Linked DNA regions of Homo sapiens: all the other regions are linked to region 4. The links are chromatin loops, found by intact Hi-C in ENCODE. Cell type or tissue: A673. All regions are shown on one strand. Region 1 overlaps LINC00836 (long intergenic non-protein coding RNA 836). Region 2 has its middle 59 kb from the start of MYO3A. Region 3 has its middle 110 kb from the start of LINC00836. Region 4 overlaps GAD2 (glutamate decarboxylase 2).

Region 1 (8,000 bases), 550 kb before region 4:
ACTTTACTCACATGCCCCGAGTCAGAAACCTAAAATATCTCTTAGTCTAGGTGGACACTTTCACTAGATAGGTAGAGGCCTTTCCCACAAGGTCTGAGAAGGCCACCGCAGTCATTTCTTCCCTTCTGTCAGACATAATTCCTCGGTTTGGCCTTCCCACTTCTATACAGTCTGATAACAGACCAGCCTTTATTATCAAATCAGCCAAGCATTTTTACGGGCTCTTGGTATTCAGTGAAACCTTTATATCCCTTACAGTCCTCACTCTTCAGGAAAGGTAGAACGGACTAATAATCTTTTAAAAACACACCTCACCAAGCTCAGCCACCAACTTAAAAAGAACTGGACAATACTTTTACCACTTTCCCTTCTCAGAATTCAGGCCTGTCCTCGGAATGCTACAAGGTACAGCCCATTTAAGGTCCTGTATAGATGCTCCTTTTTATTAAGCCCCAGTCTCATTCCAGACACCAGACCAACTTGGACTGTGCCCCAAAAAACTTGTCATCCCTACTATCTTCTGTCTAGTCATACTCCTATTCACCATTCTCAACTACTCATACATGCCCTGATCTTGTTTACACTGCCAGTTTACACTGTTCTTCCAAGCCATCACAGCGGATATCTCCTGGTGCTATCCCCAAACTGCCACTGTTAACTCTTGAAGTAAATAAATAATCTTTGCTGGCAGGACTATGCTGAATCTCCTTAGGCACTCTCTAATTAGATGTCCTAGGTCCTCCCAATTCTTAGACCTTTAATACCTGTTTTTCTCCTTCTCTTATTCTATTTAGTTTTTCAATTCATACAAAACCATATCCATGCCATCACCAATAATTCTAAATGACAAATGTTTCTTCTAACAATCCACAATATCACCCCTTACCACAAAATCTTCCTTCATCTTAATCTCTCCCACTCTAGGTTCCCACGCCACCCCTAATCCCGCTCGAAGCAGCCCTGAGAAACATCGCCCATTATCTCTCCATACCATCCCCCCAAATTTTCGCCATACCAACACTTTACCACTATTTCGTTTTATTTTTCTTATTAATTTAAGAAGACAGGAATGTCAGGCCTCTGAGCCCAAGCTAAGCCATCATATCCCCTGTGACCTGCACATACACATCCAGATGGCCGGTTCCTGCCTTAACTGATGACATTCCACCACAAAAGAAATGAAAATGGCCTGTTCCTGCCTTAACTGATGACATTATCTTTTGAAATTCCTTCTCCTGGCTCATCCTGGCTCAAAAGCTCCTCTACTGAGCACCTTGTGACCCCCAACCCTGCCCGCCAGAGAACCCCCCCTTTGACTGTAATTTTCTTTTGCCTACCCAAATCCTATAAAACGGCCCCACCCCTATCTCCCTTCACTGACTGTCTTTTCAGACTCAGCCTGCCTGCACCCAGGTGAAATAAACAGCCTTGTTGCTCACACAAAGCCTGTTTGGTGGTCTCTTCACACAGTTGCGCATGAAAAGAATCCTAAGGAATCTACAAATAACTTACCAGAATTCAGTGAATTTAGCAAGATCACAAAGTACATAGTCAAAATACAACAATCGTTTTTCTATAGGCTAGCATGAGACAACTCAAAAAATAAAATCTAAGATTATGCTATTTACCATAGAGACAAGTATATAAAATACTTAGAAAAATGTTTAGTCTTGAAATATCTTTATACTAGACAATTACAAAGATTCCCCAGAGAAATCAAAGCAGACATCAATAAATGGAGAGCCATGTGCATGAATTAGAAAACTAAATATTCCTAAAATGTGAAATTCTTCCCTAATTAATCTGTGTCTTCAATGCAGTCTCAACACGTTCCTAGAAGACTTTTCCTTACATAGAAATTAACAAGCTGTTTCTAAAATCTATATAGCAATGCAAAGGACCTAAAATCATTAAAGCAACCTTTAAAAAAACAACAAATTAAAAAGACTCTGCACCAAATTTCAAGACTTAAAGCCAAAGTAATCAAGATGAGGTGGTATTTTCATAGAAAAAGAGAGTCAGATCAGTGACTCAGAGTCCAGAAATAGACCCACACATATGCATTCTATTAATTTTTGATTAATAAATGCACTGACTACTCTTGGTTTGGTGATATATATATGAAAAATACAAATACAAACAGATTCATGTTTTTCTAACATATTAAAGTACCTGACAACATTCTTCAGGCAAAGGAAGAGATAAAGGGCAAAAGAAGATTATGGTCGAGCTCAGAGGTCTAGCACAAGCAAATCGAAAAGTAGAGATGATATAGATTATACTACATCTTAGAAGCAACACTATTATAGGCAAAGTGTAAAAAAACTCGTTTTAAGTATAATACAGGAGGGAGGCAAGAATAGCTGGGACTCTTGTAATGCATCCCACAGTCTAACTCCATAAGGATGATCTCATGATGTTTGGTTATTCATTCATTTTCAAGAGTGAGGTCCTTAAGCCTCTTTGAGAAAGAGAGGAGAGGGCATGGGGAATGGGGATAAAAGGAAACAAAAGAGCAAGGAGCTTTACGTGGGTGTGATCACGCAGGAGCTCAGGAAAGGATAATCCAGAATCCAGGCCTCAGAAACAAAAGTTTCTCTCTGACTTTCTGCTGCCTCCTGACTCTGACCTCTCATTCTCCCTGGGGCTACTAATAGGACCCAGACTATCTCTGGCCAGGCGCAGTGGCCCACGCCTGCAATCCCAACACTTTGGGAGGCCAGGGCGGGCAGATCTCCTGAGGTCAGATGTTTGAGACCAGACTGGCTAACATAGCGAAACCCCCTATCTACTAAGAATGCAAAAGTTAGTGCAGCGTGGTAGAGAGAGAGAGAGGGAGGAAAGGGGAGACAGAGAGAGAGAGAGAGAGAGAGAGAAGAAAGAAAGAAACAAAGAAAGAAAAATGGAAGGAAAGAAAGGAAGGAATGAAAGAAAGAGAAAGGAAGGAAGGAAAGAAAGAGAGGAAGGAAGGAAGAGGAAGGAGGGAAGGAAGGAAGGAGGGAAGGAAGGAAGGAGGGAAGGAAGGAGAGAAAGGAAGGAAGGAAAGAAAGAGAAAGGAGGGAAGGAAGGAGGGAGGGAAGGAAGGAAGGAGGGAAGGAAGGAAGGAAAGAAAAAAGAAAGAAAGGAAGCAAAGAGAAAGAAAGAAAAGAAAGAAAGAAAAGAAAGAAAGAAAGAAAGATTATCCCTTTCCCAGCGTGGGTTATAGAAACCAGAACCTCTTTTCCCTGACACCAACAATAAAACTGAAAATTATTACTCTGCCTCCCCCCACATCTTTTTTTTTTAAATTTTTCTTTAAAAAAAAAAAAAAAGAGACAGGGTCTCACTATGCTGCCCAGGCTGGCCTTGAATTCCTGGGCTCAAGGGATTCTCCTGCCTCAGCCTCCCAAAGTGGTAGGATTACAGGTGTGAGCCACCACTCCCCAGGCTCAATGACTTTCTATGCAAAAACTGACCATAAATAAATTGTCTGACCTACCTTGTTTGATGGTAGGTCATAATAGCCCCATTCCAGAGAGGGTCCTGCCCCACACCCAGAAGGAAGAAACGTGGCACAGAGAGGCCAAGAAGAATCTACGCAGACTGGCCTTGCTGGGTTTCCTCACTCAGTCTGTCAGCATTAGACCAGAACCTATGGCCCAATCCTGTTTCTACAGGGCTGTGCATATTGTGATGGACCTAAGCATAAAAACGAACAATTTCCTCTATATCTTTGGATCTTCATTCTGAAGGCTCCCATGTCACATAAAACTATGATCTAATAAATTTGTATGCCTTTTCTCTCATTAATCTGCCTTTTGTCAGTTGACTTTCAGTGAACCATCAGAGAGTGAAGGGGAAGTTTCCCGTGGCCCTGCGATAATAATATGCCATCGAATGAAGAGCGTGATGGCATCAATGCTCTCTATCTGAATGACCGTCTGTCTATTTGTGCTCTACCTTACAGAAATTTGTTGGAATCTGTGGCCCACTGAAGTTAGGGACAAAAAAGTCCCTAACTTCATTGATGATACTCTCTGTATATATTTTAATTTTTATTTACTTATTTATTTTTATTTATTTATTTATTTATTTTGAGACAGAATCTTGCTCTGTCGCGCAGGCTGGAGTGCAGTGGCACGATCTCGGCTCACTACAACCTCCGCCTCACGGTTCAAGCAATTCTCGTGCCTCAGCCTCCCAAGTAGCTGGGATTACAGGCACGTACCACCATACCCAGTTAATTTTTGTATTTTTAATAGAGACGGGGTTTCACCATGTTAGCCAGGCAGGTCTTGAACTCCTGACCTCAAGTGATCTGCCTGCCTTGGCCTCCCAAAGTGCTGGGATTACAGGAGTGAGCCACTGTGCCCGACCTCTATACATATATTTAAATTGTTACTTTCTTTCTAACATATATGTGATCTGTGATAGAAAATAATGTGTCATTAATCATAATTTCTAAACGTGGCATTTACGAAAACAACATTTTGCATTTTGAATGATAAATTTCCAGCTACAGTTACAAAAATATATCCGAGAAAATGAACCAAAAGAGACTGAGATGGAATTGCCAAGGCCTCTCTGTTGGATACTTCTTGTCCCACTGGTTTTCATCTTTCACTCCGGCGTGATAGCTTTTGACATGTAAATGTATCCATTCGAGGCCACTAGATGGCAGTCTACTCAAAAACACGGCTTGCTCCTTTTTCTTTCCACAAGGCTAAGGAATTATGTTAGCATTTGACCTGTTCTCTCCCTCCAAAACCTAGCAAACCCAAGTTTTCATGAGTTTGCTAAGAACAAAAGTAGTTATCCTGAGTACCTAATACCTGAACAAAAAGTTTTTGCTATTTTCAACAAAGGAAACATTTGTCACAACAGGAATTCACTGGAGTTAGACAGAGAAAGGGTCCCAGCCATGAGTTCACTAAAAGGTACAACATCTCTCCCTCTGTCTCTCTCCCTTTAACTCTCCTTCTTTCTCTCTTTCTTTCTTTCTTCCCGTCTTCCTTCCTCCCTCTTTCTTTTTTCTTTCTTCCCTCCCTCCCTTTATTTTCCCACTCCCTCCCCTCTTTCTTTTTCTCTTTCTTTCTTTCTTTCCTCTCTCTCTCTCTCTCTCTTCCTTCCTTCTTTCCTCTCTCCCCACTTCCTTAATATGGTTTGGCTGTGTCCCCACCCAAGTCTCATCTTGAATTATAGCTCCCATAATTCTCACATGTTGTGGGAGGAACCCAGTGGGAGGTAATTGAATGATGGGGGTGGGTCTTCCCATGCTGTTCCTGTGATAGTGAATAAGTCTTATGAAATCTGATGGTTTTATAAACGGCAGTTTCTCTGCACATGCCTTCTTGCCTGCTGCCATGTAAGACGTGCCTTTGCTCCTCCTTCACATTTTGCCATGATTATGAGGCCTCCTCAGCCATGTGGATCTGTGAGTCCATTAAAGCTCTTTTGTTATAAATTACACAGTCTCAGGTATGTCTTTATTAGCACCATGAAAATGGACTAATACACACCTTGTCCCACTCTTTCTTCTCTCCCTCCCTCCCTTTCTGTCTTCCTCCTTCACTCTCTCTCTTTCTTCCCTCTCACCCTCCCTCCCTTCCTTCCTTCACTTTGTTTATTTTTTGTTTCCTCACTTCTCTGGCATCTTCCGTGCTGGTTTCAGCCTCTGGAGTGTTGTAGAGGTGAAGAGGGAAAGCTTCCCCCTTCTCCCTCTGAAGGTCCACTGAAAATGAACTGACAAGAGGCCAATTAATAGGAAAAAACAGCATACAAATTTATTTTAACATGCATAGCACTGGGGAATCCCAGGAGAATGAATTCCCAATAACCCAATGAGGTCCAGATTCTTATATACTCTTCTTCAGAGGGGAAGAGGAGGTGAGAGTCTGTAGGAGAAAATGATTTTTAGGGAGGTCTGAAGGGACCCAGGAGGCAGATATTTATCTTGTAAATGATGCTCTTTAGAACTGAGAGGTAACAGAGAACAGATAACAGTTTGAGACAAAGTTCATTTGCATTCCAGGTATGGTGTTTAACTTCCCATCTCTTCCTCTGTGATGAGTTTTAATCTTCCCTGGTTAATGAAATTTCAGGGGACAGATGCAAGGGTTCCAATTGTGTTCTCTTTTGAAGCCTAGTTTCTAGGTTAACAAGGGGACTTCAGAGAACAGCCTCATCTTGTGTTTGGGAGAGAGAGATTGAACGGATTGGAGGGGAGGTTAGAGAGATCTTGACACTGCTTCTTTGGTTCCATTTCTAGCAAGTTTTCTGAGCCCCAACAGTATACACAAATACATGAAACCAGAGGTTGGCACTCTGGGAGAAATGACGCTGCCATGCAGTTTCTGGCCTGGCACCTCTAGTAATCTTCTTCACCTGGCTAAGTTTTTTTGTTTTGTTTTGTTTTGTTTTGTTTTGTTTTGTTTGAGATGAAGTCTCCTTCTGTCACCCAGGCTGGAGTGCAGTGGCGTGATCTAGGCTCACTGCAACCTCCACCTCCTGGATTCAAGCAATTCTCATGCCTCAGCCTCCCAAGTGGCTGGGATTACAGGCACGTGCCACCATAATAGAGATGGGATTTCACCATGTTGGCCAGTCTCGAACTCCTGTCCTCAGGTGATCCGCCCACCTCGGCCTCCTAAAGTGCTGGGATTACAGGCATGAGCCACTGCACCTGGCCTTCACCTGGCTTAGTTTTGCATAGCCTACAGAACAGGAGGCTGCTTCTTCCTTGGTCCCTGACCTCTTGCTCCTTGATGTTGTCCGGGGGTGCAAGGATCATTCCCCCAGTCACTTGCACATGGGAAGAGAGCAAAATCAGGGGCCAGCTGTAGTTAAGACAAAGGGAATCCAGGACTGAGCGTCCCCACCCTCTGGGTGGTACTCTATCACCCAACAAGTACATTACCTAACAAACTCTAGGTCTCAGTTTCTTTATCTATAAAAGAGGATAATAATTTTACCTACCTCATTTTTTTAATATAAAATGGATAAAGTACTTAAAACAATACCTGAGACATGGTATGTGGTCAATGAATGTTAGTGCTAATAACACTGATGATTATTACTATTATAAACACAGCAAACATAAAGTTAAAAGAGAGTTAAGATTACCAAGGAGCAGATGAAATGACTGATAGTTGCTTATTGTTGTGGTGGTGGTTTTGTTTTGTTTTTCAGACAAAATTTTGCTCTGTTGCCCAGGCTGGAGTGCAGTGGCACAATCATAGCTCACTGCAGCCTCAACCTCCTGGGCTAAAGTGATACTCCCAGCTCAGCCTCCTGAGTAGCTGGGACTACAAGCGCATGCTGCTATGCCTGTTAATTTTTGTATTTTTTGTAGAGATGGGGCTTCACTCTGTTTCCCAGGCTGGTCTCTAACTCCTGAGCTCAAGGGATCCACCCATCTTGGCCCCACAAAGTGCTGGAATCACAGGCATGAGCCACTGCACCTGGCTAGTTGTTTTTTTTATTTCGAAGCTTTACCTTAAAAATCTCTTTGGACTGAGAAGTAGGGCTTTTCCATGGTTGAAAGTCCAAATGTTTGGTAACAGAGTAGGATGGCTGTAGTTAGCAACGGTGTATTGTATATTTCAGAGTAGCTAGAAGAGAGAACTTGAAATGTCCCCCCACACATATGAATGATAAATACTCAAGGTGATGGGTACCCCAAATACCGTGACCTCATCATTTCACATTCTATGCATGAAGCAAATATCACATGTACTCCGTACATACGTAAAAATATTATGTATCAATTGTTGCCCTGCCTTTACCAGGTCAAAACACAGACTGAAAGCAGCATCCAGACATTCTTAATGACTCCTAGCAATCTTCCTTGGGCTGTGGATGAGGAAAGGGGACCCAGAAAGATACATACCATAAATATTTGCAGGATTCTTAGAGACTAGTAAATAAATTCAGGATTGTTACCTAGAGAGAGATGCATTTAGAGTTTGAGGCTTTAATCTCATAAAAATAACAGATTGAGGCATCCAAAAATTAAACCCGTG
Region 2 (8,000 bases), 400 kb before region 4:
ATTGTTGTTGTTTAGAGATGGGATCTTACTATGTTGCTGCCAGGCTAGAGTGCAGTGCTATGACCATAGTTTATTGCAGCCTCAAACTCTTGGCCTCAAGTGATCCTCCTGCCTCAGCCTCCCAAGTAGCTGGGATTACAGGCATGCACCACAGTGTCCAGCTTGCATGTAAGTTTTAAGGAAAGTTCTATCTACTTCAGATTTTGTTTTGGCTTCAAAGTTATAAAATTTTCATGGAGTTCCAGTGGGGTGGGGATGGAGGGGTTGGGGTGTGAAGAGAACTGTTAGTAGCTTTAGAGAGTTCATGAAAGTAGAAAATAGGTATATTCAACTTATTTGTAATAAGTCCTGGATGTCTTGGAGCTACTATAAGGTGTCTTTGAGTTCATATATGGGTTAAACTTTGTTTATAGACTGAATAAATGCTGTATATGTACGAATATAAATAAAATATATATAGGTAGGGATGTGATTACTAGTAGAGTTACATAAATGCACTCAAAGATGAGGCTGAATTTACAGTAGTATTTGTCATCACATATTTTCTCAATCAATAAGTATCAAAACACAATGACTAGCATGGAAGATCATCCTTCAAAAGTACTTCACACATTAGGAATGACCTCTTTCAAGAGAACCAGAACATTTCAGACAAAGAGACTTTGGGCTGCCTGTGTGGATGATGACGATGACAACTCAGCAGTACTGCCACTTGATGTTGTGCTCTTTACCCAGGATAAGTTTGTTGAAAATGAGCTACTTGAAGCTAGTTTCCTGAACAAAGTGCAGTGTGGACAGCTGTTTAAGCCATCAGATGTAGGTCAAAGTCTGCAACACTAAATAGGATTTTTTTTTTTTTGCCTTTAATTCCAGAACAAAAGTTGTTTTGGGACTAAGTTGTAGGAGAATGTTATAGATCCTTGGGTTTTGGTGCTCATGGAGAACTAAACCATATTAATATGAACAAGAGACGGTGGGAGTGGCTTTCTGACAGTAGTTAAAATTTCCTGCAGGCCGGGCACAGTGGCTTATGGCTATAATCCCAGCACTTTGGGAGGCTGAGACGAGAGGATTGCTTGAGGCCTGGAGTTCAAGACCAAGCTTGGCAACATGGCAAGATGCCCATATCTACAAAAATTAAAATTAAAAAAAATAGCTGGACATGGTAGCACTTGCCTGTAGTCCAGTAACTTGGGAGGCTGAGGCAGGAGGATCACCTAAGCCCAGGGGGGTCGAGGCTACAGTGAACCATAAGCACACCACTGCACTCCAGCCTGGGCAGCAGAGCAAGACATTGTACCTAAAAAAATGCAAACCACCATGGCACACGTTTACCTATGTAACAGACCTGCATCTCCTGCACGTGTGCCCTGGAACATAAAATAAAAGTTGAAAAATAAAATAAAATAAAATAAATCTTCCTGCAAAGGAAAACACAGCAGTTTTGCTGAGTCCCTTTAAAAAAAAACAAAAAACAAAAAAAACAAACAAAAAAAACCCAAACTTGTTTTCTAGTAGTCAATCAATTACCAATTTTGGGTGCAGCTGGTGTACCAAAAGTAGGAAAACCAGTTTGCCTCCATATGCAGTTGATGCTTTTACTATCTAAAGCTGACAAGTACTGACCCTGCTAGTAAATTATCTCTCTGCATAAGAACCATAGCTATATTTTCCTAAAAATGAAGATATTATTCATGAAAGGTGAAAATGTAGTTGCTAAGCACATGTGTTCTAGATTTAGATGTCTTGTCAAAACCCTTAGCTCTATCATTTGTTAGCCTGTTTGACCTTAGACAAATTATATGACCTCACTCTACCTCATCTGTAGATTAGGAGTAGTAACAGATTTTGCCCGTAAAATTAAATGAGATACTACATTTGAAGTGCTTACTTACCACACTGCTTGGCCACAGCAAACAGTCAATTAAAGTTTATTATTATTATTGTTTTAGAAGACAAGTCTCCAGCTTTTAAATTGGTAATACATAGAATTCCTAGGCAAAATTATTATTAATAAAATAGTATTATTTTATTATAAAATTTGTGACATTATTTTATTATAAAAGTTCAGGATGGAAAGCCTTCTCAAACATTTGTTTTATTGTGGATTCTTCTAGAAGTAGAATTGTTCAAACCTGGGCATTCGGATGGTAGTTTAAGGTGGCTGAAATGAAGGTCTAGTTATGCCTTGTCTTACAAATTTCAGGCTAAAACTATTTTGCCCCTGGCAATGAAATAGAACCATGGAAAATCTATTAATTGACCACTTATCTGTACAATTAGAAAAATTCAGAACTGTCTGGAAACGATCTTGGCCCAAATTTTGGTTCCTCTCTCAGCTCACCTCAGAACACTAGCATGGATTCTGGTTACGAAAGAGCCCCTCTTGGCTCCTCAGTTTCCATATTTGGATCTTAACCAACCCTTAGTTGATCATGATTAAGAAAGATAATTTGGAACCAGATGCAGTGGGTCATGCCTGTAATCCCAGTGCTTTGGAAGGCCAAGGAGGGAGGATTGCTTGAGAACAGCCTGGGCAACATAGTGAGACCCAGTCTCTACAAAAAAAAAAGAATTAAAAAATTAGCCAGGCATGAGCCTGTAGTCCTAACTACTTGGGAGGCTGAGGTGAGAGGTTCACTTGAGCCTAGGAGTTTGACGTTGCTGGCAGTGAGCTATGATGGCACACTTCAGCCTGGCAGACAGACCAAGACCCTGTCAAGAAAAAGAAAAAGAGAAGAGAAGAAGAGAGGAGGGAAAGGAAAGGAAAGGAAAGGAAAGGAAGGGAAGGGAAGGGAAGGGAAGGGAAGGGAAGGGAAGGGAAGGGAAGGGAAGGGAAGGGAAGGGAAGGGAAGGGAAGGGAAGGGAAGGGAAGGGAAGGGAAGGGAAGGGAAGGGAAGGGAAGGGAAGGGAAGGGAAGGGAAGGGAAGGGAAGGGAAGGGAAGGGAAGGGAAGGGAAGGGAAGGGGGAAGGGAGGGGAAGGATAGGGAAGGGAAGGGAAGGGAAGGGATGGGAAGGGAAGGGAGAAGGAAGGTGAGTTGGTTCTCACCTATAAGCAAAGAACTAGCTCTTGTCCAGAAGCTTCCTCGAGAACACAACCTAGTGTTCACTGCCCTTCAAATAACTAAACACAGTGTGCAAGGTGGAATGCTTACATATGTCTCTGATGCAGAAGTTTAGCAAAGAGGAAGATACCTATAATTCGACTCTTCCAGAGAGTATTGTTTAGACAAACTGTAGATTATTGTAATGTCATAAACCTATACAAGAGCCTTATAAGAAAAGGCCACAAATGCATTATGATGACATGATTTATGTTATACCTTGTCCTATGAGGAATCCTGGAGAAATTCTTGTCTGACCCTAGAATCAAAAAGACTTGGAATTTTACTGAGCTGTTGTATTTGCTTTTAATTTCATGAACACTCTGAGTCAGATCTGTTCTGGTTTCCTTTTTGACCCTGCCTGGGAACGCTGTAGTGGGCTTTCAGCTGTCCACAAATTTCTGCCTCCTCTCCTTACACATGGAAGACCTGACTTTTCCCCTCTCTTGTGGGTAGAGACATGAGGCAAGTTCTGGCCAATGAGAGTGAGTAGAAATGATGTGATCAGAGCATTTAATTGCTAATGCAAGATTTTTCAAAGCTCTTCCCCTCTGCCATGGTGGCAGGCAGTGTGAGTGACAATGGCTGCTCCATTCGCTTAGAAACCAAAAATAAGCCTGAGATCTGTAACGAAAGAGAAATTAAAGCACTGTTGTCAAAAACTCCTGAGATTTGGGAGCTGTCTTTACCATAGTAGAACCTGGTGCATCCTGATTAATACACAGCTAAATATATCATCGATGGGAGGATGGTCAGTTGTTATTTTACATGTATTTTGATTTAATTTCTTGATCACTTTGCCTCACCCTTGTTATCTTTTCTCATCCAATGCAGCCTAATGTTTTCAATTTTGTCATATTTTATGAGTTCTTGTAAGTCAACTTTGAGAATAGATGGGAAATGATTAAGTTAACTTAACGAATTTATGTGAACCCTGGAGAAACACCTCAGGGTGAGTTGGCTATGCAGGATAAACAGATTTTAAGTACAGCTGCTCTGGAAATTGTTTTCTTAACAGAGAAAATACCTAAGCTTAGGACTAGTAGCTGCATTTCCAGAGGGATGCACTAGAGGGCGCGTGGAGCTTGGTGTGCTCGACAGTCACGGTACCCTTTGGCCTTCTTGGGTACACTGAGAAGAGATATTGTCAAGGGATTATGGCGGGAGTTTTTGTTTGCATGATTTCCTATATTCGAAATTTCAGAAACTGGTATTGATTTACTTTCTTTTTATGCAAAATTGACCCTAAGAAAAATGAGGTTATAAAAATGTTCACTTGTCTGTAACATTATTTTATTATAAAATGTTAGAATTGAAGAGCATCTTAATGGAGGTTTATGGAGTCTTTCTTCACATCAGGAATTATTTTTCAATGCAGAATTCCACCCAAACTTATTCAATGTTCTGCTAATTTTCTGACCTCTTCCCTCAAAATTAACATGTCCTAGCTTCTATTTCCTAGGAGGGGCTTATTAAGTGGCCAGTTTGTTAATCTGGTTATCTAATTTGAAACAAAATGTTAATGGCTAACAATACCTTAGCTATTAACCATACCTACCTGTCCAGATAGAATTGTTTTTAACTGGCTGTAACATCAACATAAAAGGGAACAACATGGGTAAGTGTGGGAGTGGATTCCAGGTGTCAGTTTCATAAGCAACCTCCTGTATGATATTCATCCAAGACAACAGCTTTATTCTCAGGAGAATTACTACTCATATAATAAGTTAAATCTGGTATGATATTCATCCAAGACAACAGCTTTATTCTCAGGAGAATTACTACTCATATGCTAAGTTAAAATGTCATTAAATATTTTATAGAGGAATTTTGTTGTTCGGATTCCCTGTTTGAGGTTAATGCTACTTACTGCTTCTGGAGTTTTGGTAGGTTATAAGCTGTTTCTGTGGTTGTTCAGATCTTTGGTAATAGTAACAGGAATTGGATACAGGGTTGAAATGCATTTGTTAATCTCTAAACATTCTTTTAGTCAATAGCTTTAGCCTCCTTTCTTTTGAGGAAAAGTAAGGATAAATGAAAGAACACAAACTTTGGAGTCAAATAAATCTGGAGTTGGCCGGGTGCGGTGGCTCACGCCTGTAATGCCAGCACTTTGGGAGGCCGAGGTGGGCGGATCACGAGGTCAGGAAATCGAGACGATCCTGGCTAACACGATGAAACCCTGTCTCTAATAAAAATACAGAAAATTAGCTGGGCGTGGTGACGGGTGCCTGTAGCCCCAGCTACTCGAGAGGCTGAGGCAGGAGAATGGCGTGAACCCAGGAGGCGGAGCTTGCAGTGAGCCGAGATCGCGCCACTGCACTCCAGCCTGGGCGACAGAGCGAGACTCCGTCTCAAAAATAAATAAATAAATAAATAAATAAATAAATAAATAAATAAATAAATAAATAAATCTGGAGTTAGATACAAACTATCATCATATCCCAAGTTTTAAATTCCTCAACTGTAAAATGGGGATAAAAAACACATCTCAAAGATTTGGGGGAAGACTTATATCTTATGAAAAGTCCTTGAAATGTCTCAAAAAAATCTGTTTTCCATCAAATCTTTTGTGAAATATGAAACTCATTAATAAAATCAATGTATTTTAATTGCATTTCTGATATACAGAATTGAAATCACATTTCTAGTTAATGTTGGCAAAGTGAGGCAGCTGATAGATGGTTCTAATAATGAGATCCCCAAGGTGGACAGAGTGGACTTGGGTTTGGTGTTAGAACCCAGTGAACAATCAAATTGTGGAAGGTCCTGGCATCCCAGTCTCCCAGTGGGAGTGAGTCAATAGTGAGCCCTTTGACTGGCAGCCTCAGCCTCCCACATGAGCCTTTATTTCTGTCTCAGCTCCATCTGACAAACTCTCATGATTCCACATGAAGAGCAAGTGAAAATTTACACTAAGACAGTCAATAGAGTTTAAATCTTTGTGTTGCTTAGCCACAAGGTTCTTTTTTAAAAATTAGTCTTTTCAATAGAATAGTTAACTGCTCTGAAGGAATGTTTAGTTTTAGGGACATCTCCCAGGTCATGAATTATTATCTCAGTATCTGCTAAAATAACTGTATGCTAAATTAAATTCCATTATTGTAAACTGTCATTTCAAAGTAACTAGTTAAGTGCAACATTTTTTTTTAAACCAGTTAGAATATGTAGACCAGGCTTGGAGGCTCATGCCTATAGTCTTGGCTGCTCGGGAGGCTGAAGCATAAGAGTCCCTTGAGCCCAGGAGCTCAAGATTGCAGTGAGCCATGATCACACCACTGCACTCCAGCCCGGACAACAGTGAGACCCTGTGTCTAAAATAAATAAATACATAAGAATATGAGCCAGAGCCAATAATAGAGATATATACATATATATGAAGAAAAGTTTCTATTTTTAGTGTCTGCTGTGGCAGGGCTCCCCAACCCCCAGGGCACAGATCCGTCCTGATCTGTGGCATATTAGGAACCAGGCTGCACAGCAGGAGGTTAGGGTGGGCAAGTGAGCAAAACTTCCTCTATATTTAGAGATGCTTCCCATCACTCACAGTACCACCTGAGCCCTACCTCCTGTCAGATCAGCAGCAGCATTAGAGTCTCATAGGAGCGTGAACCCTGTTGAGAACCATGTGTGCAAGGGATTTAGTTTGTACAATCTTTAAGGGAATCTAATGCCTGATGATCTGTCACTGACCCTATCACCTCCAGATGGGATAGTCTAGTTGCAGGAAAACAAGTTCAGGGTTCCCACTGATTCTACATTACGGTGAATTATATAATTATTGTATTATATGCTACAATGTAATAATAATAGAAATAAAGTGTACAATAAATGTAATGCACTTCGATCATCCCCAAACCATCCCCCCACCACCCACCCTTGTCTGGAAAAATTGTCTTCCATGAACCCAGTCCCTGGTGCCAAAAAGGTTGAGGACTGCTGTGCTATAGAATGTGCCTTTCAGAAAAAGTTATTTTCCTAGAAAATGATCACTGAAATGTCAACAATTCTAATAACAATCTAAACCACTCTTATCTCCAGAGTGAACACAAAGGGAAATATAAAATTCCATGAAATCCTTGATTCTTTACACTTAATTTTTGTGGAGTCTTGGCTTGATGCTTGATGCTCTTTGCTATAAATCTTTTATGTTTTCATTCATTTCTTGGAGCATGCACTGATTAGATTGAGGAAGTGGGGAACACATTCTCCCTTTGGTTTCTGCCGTGGGTCTCAAAATCATTCTGAGAGGGGAAGAATCTTTTTTATCACTCTCTCTTTAGAGGAACAAGCAGCTCTGCTCAAAGGATTAAATTCCACAACTGCCTTATTATGATACCTTGTTTGAACCAGGGATGGTGGTCAAAACTGATCAAAATGCAATAGTTAACGTGTAATCCCTTGGGTCCCACGGTAACATGTAATTTCATGCATTTCAAATTTAGTTAAGTTTTTACAGCTAAATTTTGAGCTTTTTTATGCTAACTTGTATCATTTTGAATCACATATATATTATTAAGTAAGGTTAAAGGAATCTATGTCATGTAGTAATTCACTCTGTTTTTTGTTGTTGTTGTCGTTGTTTTGCTTGTTTGTTTGTTTTTGAGATGGAGTCTCTGTTGCCCAGGCTGGAGTGCAGTGGCAAGATCACAGCTCACTGCAACTTTTGCCTCCCGGTTTCAAGCGATTCTCCTGCCTCAGGCTCCCAAGAGGACGCTTCTCCACACCCAGCTAATTTTTTGTATTTTTAGTAGAGACAGGTTTCACCATGTTGGCCAGGCTGGCCTCAAACTCCTGACCTCAGGTGATCTGCCTGTCTTGGCCTCCCAAAGTGCTGGGATAATAGGCATGAGCCACCATTCCCGGCCAATTCATCCAGTTTTGATAGTTTATAAT
Region 3 (8,000 bases), 510 kb before region 4:
CCTCCCAAAGTGCTGGGATCACAGGCATGAGCCACCGCTTGAACCCGGGAGGCAGAGGTTGCAGTGAACTGAGATTGCACCATTGCACTCCAGCTTGGACAACAACAGCAAAACTCCGTCTCAAAAAAAAAAAAAAAAAGTATAAATTGCATAAGCTATAAAATTGTGCCATCGCCAGTAGCCTGTATGAGTCTTAAAAACTCTCTCCTTAGAAAGTTTCTGTGTTCTGAAATCACACTTTCGTCTGTCCCTCAAGGCTGTGAACATTGGGTCCAAGACTCCCAACCTTTCTACTCCTCCCTTCCATGAAGAAGAAGGGAGCTGTGACATGAGTCACCCCACCATGGACAAGATACTTCTCATATATGTCTGATACACAGCAGAGGTATGTGTTATTCTATCTTCATTTGACAGGACAGGAAACTGGGTGTAAGATGTTTGCCCAAGTCACTGATCAACCAAGTGCCTGAGTTGGGATTCAAACTCAGGCTTATAAATCTGACTGACTAAAAAAATCTCTTGCAGCCAGGCGCCATGACTCATGCCTGTAATCCCAGCACTTTGGGAGGCCGAGGTGGGTGGATTGCCTGAGCTCAGGAGTTTGAGACCATTCTGGGCAACATGGAGAAATCCCCTCTCCACCAAAAATACAAAAAAAAAAACTAGCTGGGCATGATGGTGGACACCTGTAGTCCCAGCTACTAGGGAGGCTGAGGCACAAGGCAGAGGTTGCAGTGAGCCGAGATGGTACCACTGCACTCCAGCCTGAGTGACAGAGTGACACTCTGCCTCAAAAAAAAAAAAGAAAAGAAAAGAAAAAATCTTGCTGCTCTTACCAAACCAAGTGAGAGGTGACAGCGTGCTGGCAGTCCTCACAACCCTCCCTCGCTCTCGGCACCTCCTCTGCCTGGGCTCCCACTTTGGCGGCACTTGAGGAGCCCTTTGGCCCACCACTGCACTGTGGGAGCCCCTTTCTGGGCTGGCCAACACCAGAGCCAGCTCCTTCAGCTTGCGGGGAGGTGTGGAGGGAGAGGCGCGAGCGGGAACCAGGGCCGCGCAGCGCTTGCGGGCCAGCTGGAGTTCCAGGTGGGCGTGGGCTTGGCGGTCCGCGCACTCGGAGCAGCCGGCCGGCCCTGCCGACCCCGGGCAATGAGGGGCTTAGCACCCAGGCCAGTGGCTGCGGAGGGTGTACTGGGTCCCCCAGCAGTGCCGGCCCACTGGTGCTACGCTGGATTTCTTGCCGGGCCTTAGCTGCCTTCCCGCCGGGCAGGGCTCAGGACCTGCAGCCCACCATGCCTGAGCCTCCCCCAACTCCGTGGGCTCCTGTGCGGACAGAGCCTCCCCGACGAGCGCCACCCCCTGCTCCAGGGCGCCCAGTCCCATCGACCACCCAAGGGCTGAGGAGTGTGGGCGCACGGCACAGGACTGGCAGGCAGCTCCACCTGCAGCCCCGGTACGGGATCCACTGGGTGAAGCCAGCTGGGCTTCTGAGTCTGGTGGGGAAGTGGAGAACCTTTATGTCTAGCTCAGGGATTGTAAACGCACCAATCAGCGCCCTGTCAAAACAGACCACCCCCCCCCCCCCCCACCCCACCCTGCTCTACCAATCCGCAGGATGTGGGTGGGGCCAGATAAGAGAATAAAAGCAGGCTGCCTGAGCCCGCAGTGGCAACCCGCTCGGGTCTCCTTCCACACTGTGGAAGCTTTGTTTTTTCGCTCTTTGCAATAAATCTTGCTACTGCTCACTCTTTGGGTCCACACTGCCTTTATGAGCTGTAACACTCACCGCAAAGGTCTGCAGCTTCACTCCTGAAGACAGCGAGACCACGAACCCACCAGGAGGAACGAACAACTCCAGACGCACCGCCTTAAGAGCTGTAACACTCACTGAGAAGATCTGCAGCTTCACTCCTGAGCCAGCGAGACGACGAACCCACCAGAAGGAAGAAACTCCAGACGCGCCACCTTAAGAGCTGTAACACCCACCGCCGGGGTCCGCGGCTTCATTCTTGAAGTCTGAGACCAAGAACCCACCAATTCCGGATACACAAGCAATGCTGATTGCTTCACTTTGAAAGCTTTCCAGCCGGGTGCGGTGGCTCACACCTATAATCCCAGTACTTTCGGAGTCCGAGGCGGGCTGATCACTTCAGGTCGGTAGTTCGAGACCAGCCTGGCCCACATGGTAAAACCCCGTCCCGTCTCTACTAAAAATACAAAATTAGCCGGGCGTGGTGACAGGCACCTGTAATCCCAGTTACTCGGGAGGCTGAGGTAGGAGAATTGCTTGAGCCTGGGAGGCAGAAGTTGCAGTGAGCCAATATCGAGCCACTGCACTCCAGCCTGGGTGACACAGCAAGACTCTTTCTCAAAAACAAAACAAAACAAAACTTAAAAACTTTCTTTTTTTAAGTGTGAACATCCTCAAACCACACATCCTTGGAAAACCCCATGGGATCACTTCTACTCTCATGATGGTTGTCTTCTCTAGCATCTTGTGGTTACAAAGCATTTCAGGTAAGAGCACAGGCTTTCTGGCCAGGAAGACTTGAGGTGAGTCCCAGCTCTGTCATGTCATAGGTAGGTGACCTAGCTCTTAGCTATTAGGTTGGTGCCATTACTTTTAATGGCAAGAACTGCAATTACTTTTGCACCAGACTGAAAGCCTCTGTTTCATTCAAGAAAAAAGGAGACATTACACTGTTTCTTTCTTCATAGGGTTATTGTGCAGATTGAATGAGATAACGAATACAAAGGATTTAGCACATGCCTTAAAAATGTGTATTAGGTTATATTTTTTAAATGTCAGCTATACAAGTTAGATTACCATTATTTTAACAGTTCGTCTAATTCATTCTTGTGACATCTATTAGTTGTTTTTTATTTAGCCTTTCAGCCACTCTTGTCTCTCTGACTTGTTTGAAAGCCTTTAAAGCTTGGATCGTGTTTTGTTCCTTTGTATCCTCTTACACATAGCACAGGTTTTCCAAAAATATTTGTTGAGTTGATTTCATTTCATAATGTGTTCTCTTTAAATAGCAACCAGAAGCACAATTCAAAATAAACTGTAGATTTTGATAATGAATTTCTTTTCTTGTGATTAGTGGCTCTTTGTCTTGCTTTTGTCCTGAGCCTATGTTTTGAGATAACACTTGGGGGCAGCATTGAGTCAGTCTGCACTTCCCCTGTTGTGAACTAGAAGGAAATATGAAATCCAAAGGTAGGGGCTGACAGATAGGAAATGAATGTCTCCAAATACATCAGTAGCTTTAAAATGACTGTGCACTTTGCTACAGAAATCTATTTAAAAGCAGCACACCCTTCTGCAGATCTCAGGGGAGCTCTTGAGGATAAATGACTTGTTTTCTCTCTAACCCTGGGGGGCAATACAAACTGTAAGATGTTTAACCATTTACTCACACAGCAAAATGGAGCAAACCTACAAGCTACATTATAAAGGAAGATAAATTTAGCATGCATTTATGATGTGAAAAAGCACAGCTACTGCTCTGGTTGTTTAAATACTACATCAGTAATTGCAGTCCATTAAGTCAGTTAAACAAAACAGTGAATTAAAATTTTCCATTAGCCAGATTTTTTGCCCTACAACACTAAAGAGAAGAAAGGTAAATGTAGTAGCACAGCAAGTTGATAGCAGAGGTTCATTTGGTTAAGCAACTTTTTAAAACGTCCTATGCCCTGCACAGATGTTATCCAGTCTCCTATAGCCACAATTACATCACTACAAATATATGCTTAGATAATCTATCAATGTTCAGAATCTTTGCCTCTAGGTACTGCAAGATTCTTACCAGTTATAATAAAACTAGTGTGCCAATTATCTGATAAAACAAAGTACACTTGGTTGTTTCCAAAAAAAATTTTTGTAATGGTACAAAAAAAACTCATAGAAGACACTTTTTTTTTTTTTTTTTTAGCAACTTGGCCCTGTCTCTACCTCTCACCAGAATCTGAAGAAATTGCATATATTTTTGTACCAACAGGGTTCCTATGAAAACCAAATGGAAAAGTACAATAGGATACACCAGTTTCTTCACAGGTCCACAACCTAATTTGTGTTATACCTATTCCCTGATTAGTTACAGAGGTATTTATTCTTTATTTGTTCATTCAACATTCACTGAACATCCAATATGTGTCCAGTACTGGGAATATAAGGATGAATAACACATTATCTATGTTTTTAAAAAGTTCAGTCTAGGAGAAATGAACATACAGACATACACACATCTGCAAATAATTGCAATCACACTGATTTCTTTTGGGCCTGGAATCTCTTATTCTTTTCATAGCTAAACAAAATAACATCTCAGAGTGTAATCTCAAAGAACATAAATCTCTACTTTATGGAAGAGGAAAGTGAAGTCCACAGACAGTAAAGGACATGACCAACCAGCCAGTTAGTGCAAAGCCAATAAAGGAACTTGTTGACTCCCAACCGATGTGTTTCCACCACATAATATTATTACCCTTTTATATGGTTTGGCTGTGTCTACCCAAATCTCATCTTGAATTGTAGATCCCATAATGCCCATGTTGAGGGAGGGACCTGGTGGGAGGTAATTGAATAATGGGGGAGAGTCTCGTGATAGTGAATAAGTCTCACAAGATCTGATGTTTTTATAAAGGAGAGTTCCTCTACACACGTTCTTTTGCCTGCCACCATGTAAAGATGTGCCTTTGCTCCTCCTTTGCTTTCCGCCATGATTGTGAGGCCTCCCCAGCCATGTGGAACTCTGAGTCAATTAAAACTCATTCCTTTATAAATTACCCAGTCTCAGGTATGTCTTTATTAGCAGCATGAGAACAGACTAATATACCCCTGCATGTGAGATTGTTGAGATAAGGCATTATAGCTTGTATGTCCTTGTATTTTCGAAGTCTCTAGTAGAAATCTTTAATAAACATTTATTTATTGACTTTAATATCTCTCCTGCTGTCATCTGTCCAGATATAAATCTCACCATTATGAAAGCTTTCATAAGGCAGCTAACTTTTAAATTGTTTAGTCTTTGAGATTATTCTCAGTTGACCAAAGCAGACATTTTCCTTTCACTAATGCTCAATTTCCCAAGGCTTGGCCTTGGGAATTGATTGAGGACAGGCTAATAATGGGCATTCACATATGAGTGCATCTGAATTCGACCTTGCATTACCTTTCATACTTTTCCACCTACTTCCAACCAACAAGATCTCTCTATTTATATTCTGGGGATTTAACATTTAAGGCCAAATCACAAAAAGCCTGTTGGGTAGTTTGTGCTTCTGCATATCTAGTAGTATGCTGGAAAATATTTAATAATAGATCTAGGAGAGGAAAAAAAGGCCTGATAAATAGCATTTGCCAATTTCCATGGTGTAAATACTTTCACCATGGTAAATTTCATCCTACCAATGTATCAGTGCATACTGAACTCAGCACAGAGAAGAAATATACACAATCTGCTCTCACTAATCAGTGCAAGCCAGCTCCAGCTAACAACTGCCCCACTGCTCTCAACATGAAGACTCAGCAGTGATCTGTCCTCACTTCTGCTGCCTGACGCTCTTGTCATTGCTTAGCTATATGAGAGACTGCTAGGTTCGGCTTGTAGGGTTGGTAAGTGCAATCAGCAATAGGCCTGATTGTAAGACAGATTTTGAACTTGGTAGGAATATAGGGGGAGAATCAGTTATTAAACTAAATTAACCCTTTTCCTGTTTGCTCTGGGAATACTTGCCGGCGGGCTTTCAGCTGCAGTGTTTACCCCAAGATAACTTTGCCACAAAATATCTCACTTTTATTATTATTTTTGCATCACTCTGGTATATCGACTTGAGAAGCAAAAGACATCATTCTATTTATAGCATTCTGTTTTTAGTAGTAGTATTTCCATTTACAAAACACAGTAATTCTCAACCACTGAAAATGTCAAATCCTAGAAAATGTAGCATTCCTACACATGATGTTAACATCATTCTCTAACAGTTGGCTGAAGATTCATTTGATGAATCCGATTTTTCCAAAATAGATGATTCTAATGATTCAGATGATTCTGATGTTAGTTCTGTTTAGAAATAACTCCAAGAACAGTTTTTATATTTCATTTTCACATTGAAAATGAGTCAGATTTGCTTCAGCCTCAAAGAGGGCGTTTACGTAAAATTAAATGAATGCTGATAGCAAGCTGCATTTTTTTTATGGGAAAAGATTTAACTTATGAAATTAATGAAGATATAAGAGAAAGGAGGCAACTAACTACACTCACCTGATAATTATTATTGTTTTGACATACAGGTATCGCTGATACCCTTTGTGTGAAAACAATCGAGAAAGTGCTGGCTGAAATTACAGATGGAGGCTGGACTCTAAAAACCAACAGATGCCTCAAGGGTTTGAATCTGCAGCTTTAGCTAATCAGACCGGGCTACAGTGTTGAAATTCAAGAGGCAAAGAGAAGAACAGCAAAAGGGATAGTGAGAAAGACTTGAGGGTAGAGACGCAATGTTTGAGCAGCAAATTTATTTACATGTTTGCTCAGCCAGTCAGCCAATGGGTGTTTATGCACCCTCCAAATCCCTATGCTGAAGTCCTAACTCCCAATGTGATTGTTACAGGAAAGTGGTCCCTATACAGACTCCAAGAGAGGGTTCTTCGATCTTGTGCAAGAAAGAAGTCAGTGTGAGTCCATAGAGTAAAGTGAATGCAAGTTTATTAGGAAAGTAAAGGAGAAAAGAATGGCTACTCCATAGACAGAGCAGCCCCAAGGGCTGCTGATTGCCCATTTTTATGGTTATTTCTTGATGATATGCTAAACAAGGGGTGGATTATTCATGCCTCCCCTTTTTAGACCATATACAGTAACTTCCTGACGTTATCATGGCATTTGTAAACTGTCATGGCGCTGGTGGGAGTGTAGCAGTGAGGACAACTAGAGGTCACTCTCATCACCGTCTTGGTTTTGGTGGATTTTGGCTGGCCTCTTTACTGCGACCTGTTTTATCAGCAAGGTCTTTATGACCTGTGTCTTATGCGGACTTAGGCAGACTTCCTATCTCATCCTGTGACTTAGAATGCCTTAACTGTCTGGGAATGCAACCCAGTAGGTCTCAGCTTCATTTTACCCAGCCCCTATTCAAGATGGAGTTGCTGTGGTTCATACACCTCTGGCATGATGAAAACAGGTGGGACCTTTGGGAAATGGCTAGGCCAGGGGACTGAAGCCCTCATCATGGGATTAGTGCCCTTATAAAAAGAACCCAGAAAGCTTGTTCTGTCTCTTCCACATGAGGACAACGGCAAACCAGGAAGCAGGCCCTCCACAGAGCCGAATTTGCTGGCACCTTGATCTTGACTTCCAGCCTCCAGCACTGTGTGAAATAGATGTCTGTTGTTTAAACCTCCCACTCCTTGATAATTTGTTATAATCAGCCAGAGTTGACTAGGACAATGGGTATTTATTGAGAATACTTTTCTGCGTTCCTACGAATTTGGAATTTTAGAAAAGGATCTCAAGGGACATCGAAAGGAAAAGAATTGACACTAAGATATTTGTTCTATAGAACATCATGCAAATATCAATCCCCTGTTCTCCTTCCCAATTCCAACTCTGGGGCTGTGAAAATGATACTGGTGGGCTAGGGGAGGTCCCCAAATGCTGGTGGGACCTTGACGCCAGCTGGTGACCAGGCTCTCGATACTGTTGAGAGAAGGAATTCAAGGATGAGTCGGAAAATAGTGCACACTCAAGAAGAGTGAGTGCGGGTGGACTCAAGAGAGAGTCATGCAGTGTTTGGGGCTGCTACCTTTATGGGTTTTTTAAACCAAGGGGTGGAATATTCATGAAAATTCCCAGAAAAAAAGATGGCAATTTCTCAGAATTGTGGTGCCACCCATTTTTACACTAAATATGGGTGGTCTCAGGACTGTCACAGCGCTGGTGGATGTGTGATTAGTATGCTAATGAGCATTTAATGAGGTCCTAGGTGAAACCTAGGTC
Region 4 (8,000 bases):
TTGGAGTTCATGGTTTGACAAGCCTACTCCCTCCTTCTGCCCAAAGTTCGCTGATACAGGAAAGAAACAGACTATATGTTCATTACTGTTTTCCCGGCAGGTTTGTATGACACCTCTGGTTCATGAAAGTCAGATGTGAGCTTAAAATATTTATCTTATCTTAAAATAATCAAACCTTTCCAAACAGGTTTCCTATATGTTTGGCACCTTTGAGTTTGTTCTGGAAGCTTAGATTATATTTTGAGTTACTCCCTGGACTTTTACCAGTATTTGATCTTGGGCAGTCACTTCTCCTTTCAGGCTGTTGCCTTATTTGAAAAATGAGAAGGTTCGACTAGAATCAGGCATGTCTTGGAGCCCCTTCCAATTTGAATGCACTCTCATCTCTGACTCCTCAGTGCCATCTTACTGCCTTATACTTAAAAAAAGTTAAGTATGATATGATTTGATGAGCAAATAATGATTGTCAAGCTAGTCTACCCAAAATTCTCCCAGGCAAAGGTGTTTAGCTTTTGGTAAAGTTGGGTAAAATTCAAGATTTGCAAAAAAAAATTTCTAAGAGTTCTCACTCTCAGTTTTCTTGTTTACCTGCAAAAATACTATGGCAATTTTAATGTGCTTTAAACTTTATGTAAAAGATAAAGATAATACCCACACTTTCTCAGAAATTTGAACTTTTTATTTATATCAGGGCTGGAGCAAGGTGCTTTAGCACAGCCTGATCTGATCAGGTTGAAAATCACTGCTTTAAGGGATGCCCCCAGGCAAAGTTATGAAGTGTAGGAAGATTTATAAGGAGTGAGAAGCTCTCTGTGTCCTTTCCTCAACCACATCACCCTCCCTTCCCTCCCCTCAGTCTCACAGAAGTTCCCCAAAGGTAGGCTGCCCTAATCTAAGTCCATAGTCTTTGCATCAAATGTAACTGTAATGCCCCTTTTTCCATTCCAGCCTGACAAACTAATCACTGGTAACTTGTCCATTACCATTGCCCAGGTAATTGTCTTTCTTTGGGAAACAGCTTCACTTAAATCAGTGATTCCCAATGCTTTGAGGTTTCATGTCTGCTTTATATTCCAATTATTTTGTCACGCCTCCTTTATTGGCCTGAAAAAAAAAAAGGGTCAAAAATATAACTTACCCTTCTCACTATATAATGCCCAAATTATTTTTTTAAATGAAGAAATGTGATAGAAGTAATTTGTAATAAATTAACTTATTTCAATATGTAAAAGCCTAAGCAAGACAGCACTAGAAGCTGTGATGAAGTCCAGTGCTTGCTGTATGTCTAGACTCACAGGGAGAGCCACAAAGGTACTATGGAGTCAATGACAAATACCAAAAACCCCACTCACTGCTCACTATATGCCAATAGCATCCCACAACCACTGATTGTGATAATCACCTCTACCATCAGTTATTTTTCCAAAAAGCCTTTTAAAAACCTAGATCAATGACCCTGATGCAAAGTTGGCTATGTTAGCAACCTCCAGAGAGCTATTTTGACTTAAAGAATGTTTCTCTGGGCCGGGCACGGTGGCTTACGCCTGTAATCCCAGCACTTTGGGAGGCCGAGGCAGGCAGATCACAAGGTCAGGAGATCGAGACCATCCTCGCTAACACGGTGAAACCCCGTCTCTACTAAAAATACAAAAAATTAGCCAGGCATGGTGGCGGGCGCCTGTAGTCCCAGCTACTCGGGAGGCTGAGGCAGGAGAATGGTGTGAACCCGGGAGGCGGAGCTTGCAGTGAGCCAAGATTGTGCCACTGCACTCCAGCCTGGGCGACAGAGCCAGACTCTGTCTCAAAAAAAAAAAAAAAAAATGTTTCTCTGTCTCTCGTACCATGATTATTATAATATTAAGCAAAGCAGTATCTGTGTTTTTATTTTAGGAAAGAAGCATTTTTAGGGTTGAAAGGATGTTTGAAACTTGAGCCCATGAATTTTTGGCCTTCTTTACGCTTTTAGCACTTGGAATGTCATTAGGTAGCTATTTCACTTAGTATCTTCATCCAGATATTTCAGAATGGATTTTCTCTTCCTGCTGTTTCATTGGTATGTGAAATTGCAGGTCGGTTTATTCAAAGGTTTGGAATAAAAAGGTTTCTCTGAACTCTCCTTTCATTGCCAAACATTTTGCTCCAAATCAGGCTTGTTTTAACTGAATTAAGAGGATGACTTAATAAGAAGCTTCTGTGCACAGCAGAGGGTCATGGTAATCGTTCTATAGGGAACAACACAATACGGTCACAAGTCTGCAAAACGTGCCAGAAATGATAGTCATGCCTCATCCAGGCAAGTAAATGCATCCTTCCTGGAAGCAGTCAAGGAGTTGTTTTCTCCGAGTATTGTTATCAACAGTTTGGGGTTGGACTTTACCCTCCTGCGGCCACTTACGTTGTAAAGACGATGAAGCAAATTATTCAAAGCAAATCTATATTTCTTTTTCCTTCCAGAGGGAAAATGATTCCATCTGATCTTGAAAGAAGGATTCTTGAAGCCAAACAGAAAGTAAGTTTCTGCCGGGAGCTTTATCCAGCCCATATTTCTATTTCCATCCACCGGAGAACAAAATGTGTTTTGGTTTTATTTTAAAAAGAGGATCCAAGCCTCAATCTCCCAGGTTTAATGAGAACATAGAATTCTGCATCCAGTCACTATTTATTTCTCTGGGTTATAGGCTCTGCTTTAGAAAAGTTTAAATTGCTGAATAAATATTATATACAGAGATACAGTGAGCGTTTCCAAAGCATTTGTCTTCCTAGGTACTGAGGGTTGGCATGAAACACCCACACATTTGAAAGAATATTTTCAGAGGCGGGGAAATAGCAGAATGCTAATGCAGTATGTGAGAGACCCTGGTGCAGTTCTTCAAAAGGGGCCAGTTTTTCCCGTGTAGGTGCATGCTGTTAGCATTGGCTCTCCAGACGTCTTATTTTGCAGGAAGCAATTTAGAACTCTTTTCAGAAGTAACAAGTTCTGAATGCCTGCCCAAGATTCCCAAAGCTCTAGAAAGTCATTTACAACCTGGGATGGCTCACAAATCAGAGAATTTGTTTCTAGAATTCTTTGTTTACCATTTGGTAGATATAACCTACAGTTTCTGATTTAATAACATACACATGCATTTTATCATTAGGAACTCAGAAATAATGATTTACGTTCATATGCCCTTTTTCGTTTGGTTTTGTTTTACTAAGTGGCAGGCAGCAGGAGAAGGTTTCCCTCCTTGTGCAAGTACTAGAACTACTTCTAGTAACATCAACTAGAAGATTAAACCTTTGCTGCCACCTAAAGACTGACACCATAACATCACGTTCTATAGACAGGACAGAGTCCTTATGGAATGAGGGACTATGGCGATCCTGTTTGTGGCATTCTCCTGCCTTCTTCCAGCCCGTTACTTCAATCAGTTTTCATTTAGCCATGGCCAGAGAGACTGAGGACTAGTTAGACGGATAAAAGTCATGGCGTATTATTTTAGCCGCTCCGTGCTGAAACGTGAAATAAATTATCTGGGCATTTTCCAAATAGGAATAATGGGCTGGTCAGAGCTACTTCTCTTCATTCTCCTGCCTACTCACTCTAGGGGATTTATGAAGTTCAGAGGCCTCGTTGTGAATAAGGAACACTTGAAAGTGAGCAAAGGGGGTTAAAAGGGCCAGAAAGTCTACCGGGAATATATACATGTCTCGGGGACGTCCCTGACAGCCTCTGGGTTCACTACAGCCTCTTCTGAGAATCAGAATGTCTGTTCTTTTAAGACACAGTCAGGTCCAACAGCATAGCCTAGAGAACTCAGATTCCAGAGAGTGAACATCAATTTGTCCCAGACCCCGGGGTGTCAGTAACTCTGCTGCTGCTTCCTCAAATTCAGACGTGTCTGTTAGGGAGAGAATTTCCATTGCTTTGAATCAGCTTTTTAAAAGAACCCTTGACTCTGTTTTCCATGATTTGGGGCTTTCTCGTTCGCACAGGGGTTTGTTCCTTTCCTCGTGAGTGCCACAGCTGGAACCACCGTGTACGGAGCATTTGACCCCCTCTTAGCTGTCGCTGACATTTGCAAAAAGTATAAGATCTGGATGCATGTGGATGTAAGTATCCCTTAGGGACTGGCCACTAAAACGTCCTTGCACGTTTTTCATGTGGGACACACAAAGGAAATTTGTTTTCTCTTTTTTTAACTTGGTCAGCTTATTTTCAGAGTGGTGATATTAAAGCTTTTAAAGCTGGATGAAGCAAATTAGCACACAACTCACACAGTACACACCGTGCACCAGAAGCATCCCAAGGCTGATTATACCTTAATGTCCCCAACATGGTAATATTTGTATTTCTATGATCAGTACCCAAGCTGACCACTTTGTTCTCAATTCATCGAGCCATTGCATCCATGGAGGAATACAACCTACGCACACAGTCCTGCTGTTCCTCACTTACCAGAATGGTCAGAAGAGTAAAGAGGAGTTGCATTTATGTAGGAAACCCAGAGAATTAAAAACAAACAAAAGCAAAAAACTGAAGCTCAAGTTAGATATTCCTGTATTTAGAGAGGAAAATAGGCTTGACAACTTCCTGGGAAATAAGGACCACCAAAGTTCCAATTTCGTAGCTTGGTCAGCTAAGAAGATAGATTATATTTGAAACGTTTTGACTTCAGGCCTTGTCACACTAAAAAATAATGAAGGTGTTCCCTCCAGAACATTTTCCAATGAAAAAAAATGTGTTAAGTTTTAGAAGGACCGAAGGGATTTAAGTTTAGATTAGTATTACTCAAAGTGTGGTTTGACGATTAGCTACCACCTGCAAACTGTTAATGATCCATATGAGATAAAGAGTTTGTGCCAAACCATCATCAGTCACAAACCATCGCTAATCACAAACCATCACAAACTAAGCGCAATGCTTGGCTCAGCTGATAATTTTTTCATTGCAAGACTTTCTCAGTGAAGGAACGCATAAGTTGATGTTCATTCGAGTGCAAGATCCTTATGTTGTCATGGGCCAGCACTGGGTCTAAGCCAGGGCTATAACAATGATCTAGCCCTGGCTTAGATCATTTTGGCTTTATAATAATTATTCAGACCAAATTAATGCTCTTTTTTTTTTCTTTTTGAGACAGAGTCTTGCTCTGTCGCCCAGGCAGGAGTGCAGTGGCGTGATCTTAGCTCACCGCAACCTCCGCCTCCAGGGTTCAAGCAATTCTCCTGCCTCAGCTTCCTGAGTAGCTGGGATTACAGACGTGCGCACCCATGCCCAGCTAATTTTTGCAATTTTAGTAGAGATGGGATTTCTCCATATTGGCCAGGCTGCTCTCGAACTCCTGACCTCAGGTGATCCACCTGCCTTGGCCTCCCAAAATGCTGGGATTACAGGCAGGAGCCACCACACCTGGCCTCATTAATGTTCTTTTCTTTAGGGGCAGAAAATTTCCACAGGCTTAGCTGGGTGCATTTCCATTATTCCAGAGTATTCCTGCAGAGCAATCACCAATGTTCTTTATCCTCCCTGATTCACAGTGTGAGTCGTTCATTAGGCTACCAGAGCCCCTTTCATTTTACACATGAAGACACTGAGAAAAGACTGAACTATCCGATATCATTAGTGACCTGGGCCTCAGGACTGGAAATCCTGGTAGACCTTGCTGGCTGATTCAGGAAGAGGATTACCCGGCAACTTCAAAAATGAGAATGTCTGTGTGTCCTGAGCCAGCAGAAGCTATGGGTTGTTCCTCTGGGCCTCCTACTTAAATTAGAACTAGGGAATCTTTTAACCAGTTTTATTAGCTTTTCTTTGAAACATACCAAGTTTACCACTTACTCTTATTAGCTTTAACATTCATACATTCTATAAAGTAGAAAGAATCTTAAAATAGTACACGTTTGGAAAATCATAATTTTTCAAAGTGCAAAAGAACTGGGCCAGGTGCAGTGTCTCACGCCTGTAATCCCAGCACTTTGGGAGGCTGAGGCAGGTGGATTACCTGAAGTCAGAAGTTCGAGACCAGCCTGGCCAGCATGGTGAAACCTCGTCTCTACTAAAAATACAAAAATTAGCCAGGCATGGTGGTGGGTGCCTGTAATCCCAGCTACTTGGGAGGCTGAGGCAGGAGAATTGCTTGAACCCAGGAGGCAGAGGTTGCAGTGAGCCAAGATCTCACCATTGCACTCCAGCCTGGGCAACAAGAGCAAAACTCTGTCTCAGAAACAAAACAAAACAAAAAGAGGGCTGAACTTACAACAAAAGGTGGGGGGAAGTGATTATATCATAAAAGAATTTTATAATCCATTTAAAATTATCCTAGAATTATTTGTACACACAGAGGAAAGAAAGTTAATATTTCCAAATGAATCTCCATCTTGGCATTCTATTTTTAAAGGAGATTACTACACCAATTCAAATCTTCAACCTTGATCAAGTACAAATTGTTAAGACGTGTTCTAACTGCTCAGCTAATTAACTGGTATGAATCTTCCCTGCTTGTGAATTTTGGACACAGAAATTATCCAAAATCACACATCAGTGAAATAGAGTTATGAAGCCACTTCTTATTTCTGGAATCATTTAGACTTGTCAAAAGAGTTTTCCCTGCAACTTGGAAGCTGTTTAATGGCCCTCCTGCCCATCTTCTCTGCCTTACACTGTGGGGACCACAGGGTTTCGTATTCTGAGAACATGACTTCATGAGGACTAATGGTGCTGGTGATAGGTTTGGGAGAGGGTCTTTCTCTCTCTTCTACGGACCAGGAGCTATGCCTCCAAGGTGGCTCCTTACACCCATATAAATGTGGGATGGAATCTGAGACCTTAGAAGGGCCCTTCGGTGTAAACTCTGAAGGTTAGTGCCAGAAGGAGGTGGTCAACTTCCTAAGTGGCCTGGGGTCAAGATCATTTTCACCTAGAAAGACACCAGACTATAGAAATCTAGGCAATGACAAACTGCTACCATTTTCCTCATATGATTTTTTTTCAGGCAGCTTGGGGTGGGGGATTACTGATGTCCCGAAAACACAAGTGGAAACTGAGTGGCGTGGAGAGGTATGTTGCATTTTTCTTATTAACAACATAAAGTGTTAAAAGCTAACTGTGAAACACAAATTACAGTCAATTTCCAGGAACTTTTGGAATACTGAGTGAACTCACTCTATTCAGTGCTTGTGTTCCTTGCCTTATGTGGTATTACACTCATGAATGTGGGTAAACAACAGAAAAATCAAATATGTAAATATTATGTGTAAACAACAGAAAAATCAGAATACACATCAAGCGACCCAGGTAGAATCTCTTTCAGACATAGAGATTCCTGTCTAGGGTCTATTCCTGGGATCTCTGAACCAACCACAAAAATTGTTTAAAACCTACAGGCAGCCCACGTTTTACTAGGGAGAAGATTTATAGCTTTCATGTTTCATAAAAGGATAATATCCACTGCTTAAAAAAAATAATAATTTTTCAAAGCAAATAAGCACCTTGTAACTTATCAATGTTGAAAGTTTGGGTTTGGGGTCTAAGATGGCCAGTTCACTTAAAGTGAAACATACTAGCAATAGCCTCATCTCATGTTTCATTCCCGTAATAACCTTTCTCTGACACAGCTCCGACTGATGCTGCAAAGCACCTTTTATTTAGAGCCTACGCAGAAGACTGTTGAGAAAAGCTGAAAAACACAAAGGCAGTGATATCTGATTGGCATAAAGCACATTCAGGTCCAAAGAAAAGAGAACAACAGAATGCAAAATACAGGCTCTGGTTCTGAACCACATGCAAGGGGAGCCCAGTTCTCTCATCACAACATGGCAGGTCAGACACAGTGGTGAGCTCTGGCACTCCAAGTGACCAAGAAAGCCTGAATTCATCAGAGGCTGCCAAATGCCCACCATCCCCTGCCAAGTCGCCAGATGCTGCCCAGCAAAAGCGTCACACTGGCTCTGCCACTAGATATCTTGGCACAGTTTCTGTTCCAGGACAAGGAGAGACGCTGATGGAGCACAGAGGCACTTGT

What was found. A loop is a pair of places that touch in the nucleus more often than their neighbours do. Peaks named below come from ENCODE experiments on the same cell type or tissue, not always from the same donor. Only the 100,000 strongest peaks of a DNase experiment are listed, where the experiment ranks them.
Region 1: a loop joins it to region 4, with 8 times the contacts of the local background. A loop is called at or near these places in 8 of 110 quality-filtered maps.
Region 2: a loop joins it to region 4, with 7 times the contacts of the local background. A loop is called at or near these places in 31 of 110 quality-filtered maps.
Region 3: a loop joins it to region 4, with 8 times the contacts of the local background. A loop is called at or near these places in 7 of 110 quality-filtered maps.

The regions. Positions count from the first base shown.
Region 1 is chr10:25,721,447-25,729,446 of GRCh38, forward strand. The region is part of intron 2 of LINC00836 (long intergenic non-protein coding RNA 836); the gene reads left to right. Among named protein-coding and RNA genes, the nearest start is that of LINC00836, 74 kb to the left of the region's middle. In A673, a CTCF peak has its summit at 4,651 (motif pointing right); a DNase peak (open chromatin) is centred at 4,665.
Region 2 is chr10:25,871,583-25,879,582 of GRCh38, forward strand. No RefSeq gene overlaps it. Among named protein-coding and RNA genes, the nearest start is that of MYO3A, 59 kb to the right of the region's middle. RefSeq lists a silencer at 4,083-4,262. In A673, a CTCF peak has its summit at 4,161 (motif pointing right); a DNase peak (open chromatin) is centred at 4,199.
Region 3 is chr10:25,754,973-25,762,972 of GRCh38, forward strand. No RefSeq gene overlaps it. Among named protein-coding and RNA genes, the nearest start is that of LINC00836, 110 kb to the left of the region's middle. In A673, a CTCF peak has its summit at 3,148 (motif pointing right); a DNase peak (open chromatin) is centred at 3,229; H3K4me3 peaks cover 307 bases.
Region 4 is chr10:26,266,665-26,274,664 of GRCh38, forward strand. It overlaps GAD2 (glutamate decarboxylase 2), which reads left to right. Exons shown (of 16, transcript NM_001134366.2): 9 at 2,455-2,509; 10 at 3,976-4,092; 11 at 6,972-7,036. Among named protein-coding and RNA genes, the nearest start is that of GAD2, 54 kb to the left of the region's middle. In A673, CTCF peaks have their summits at 3,289 and 3,489; a DNase peak (open chromatin) is centred at 3,277; H3K4me3 peaks cover 1,350 bases; H3K27ac peaks cover 378 bases.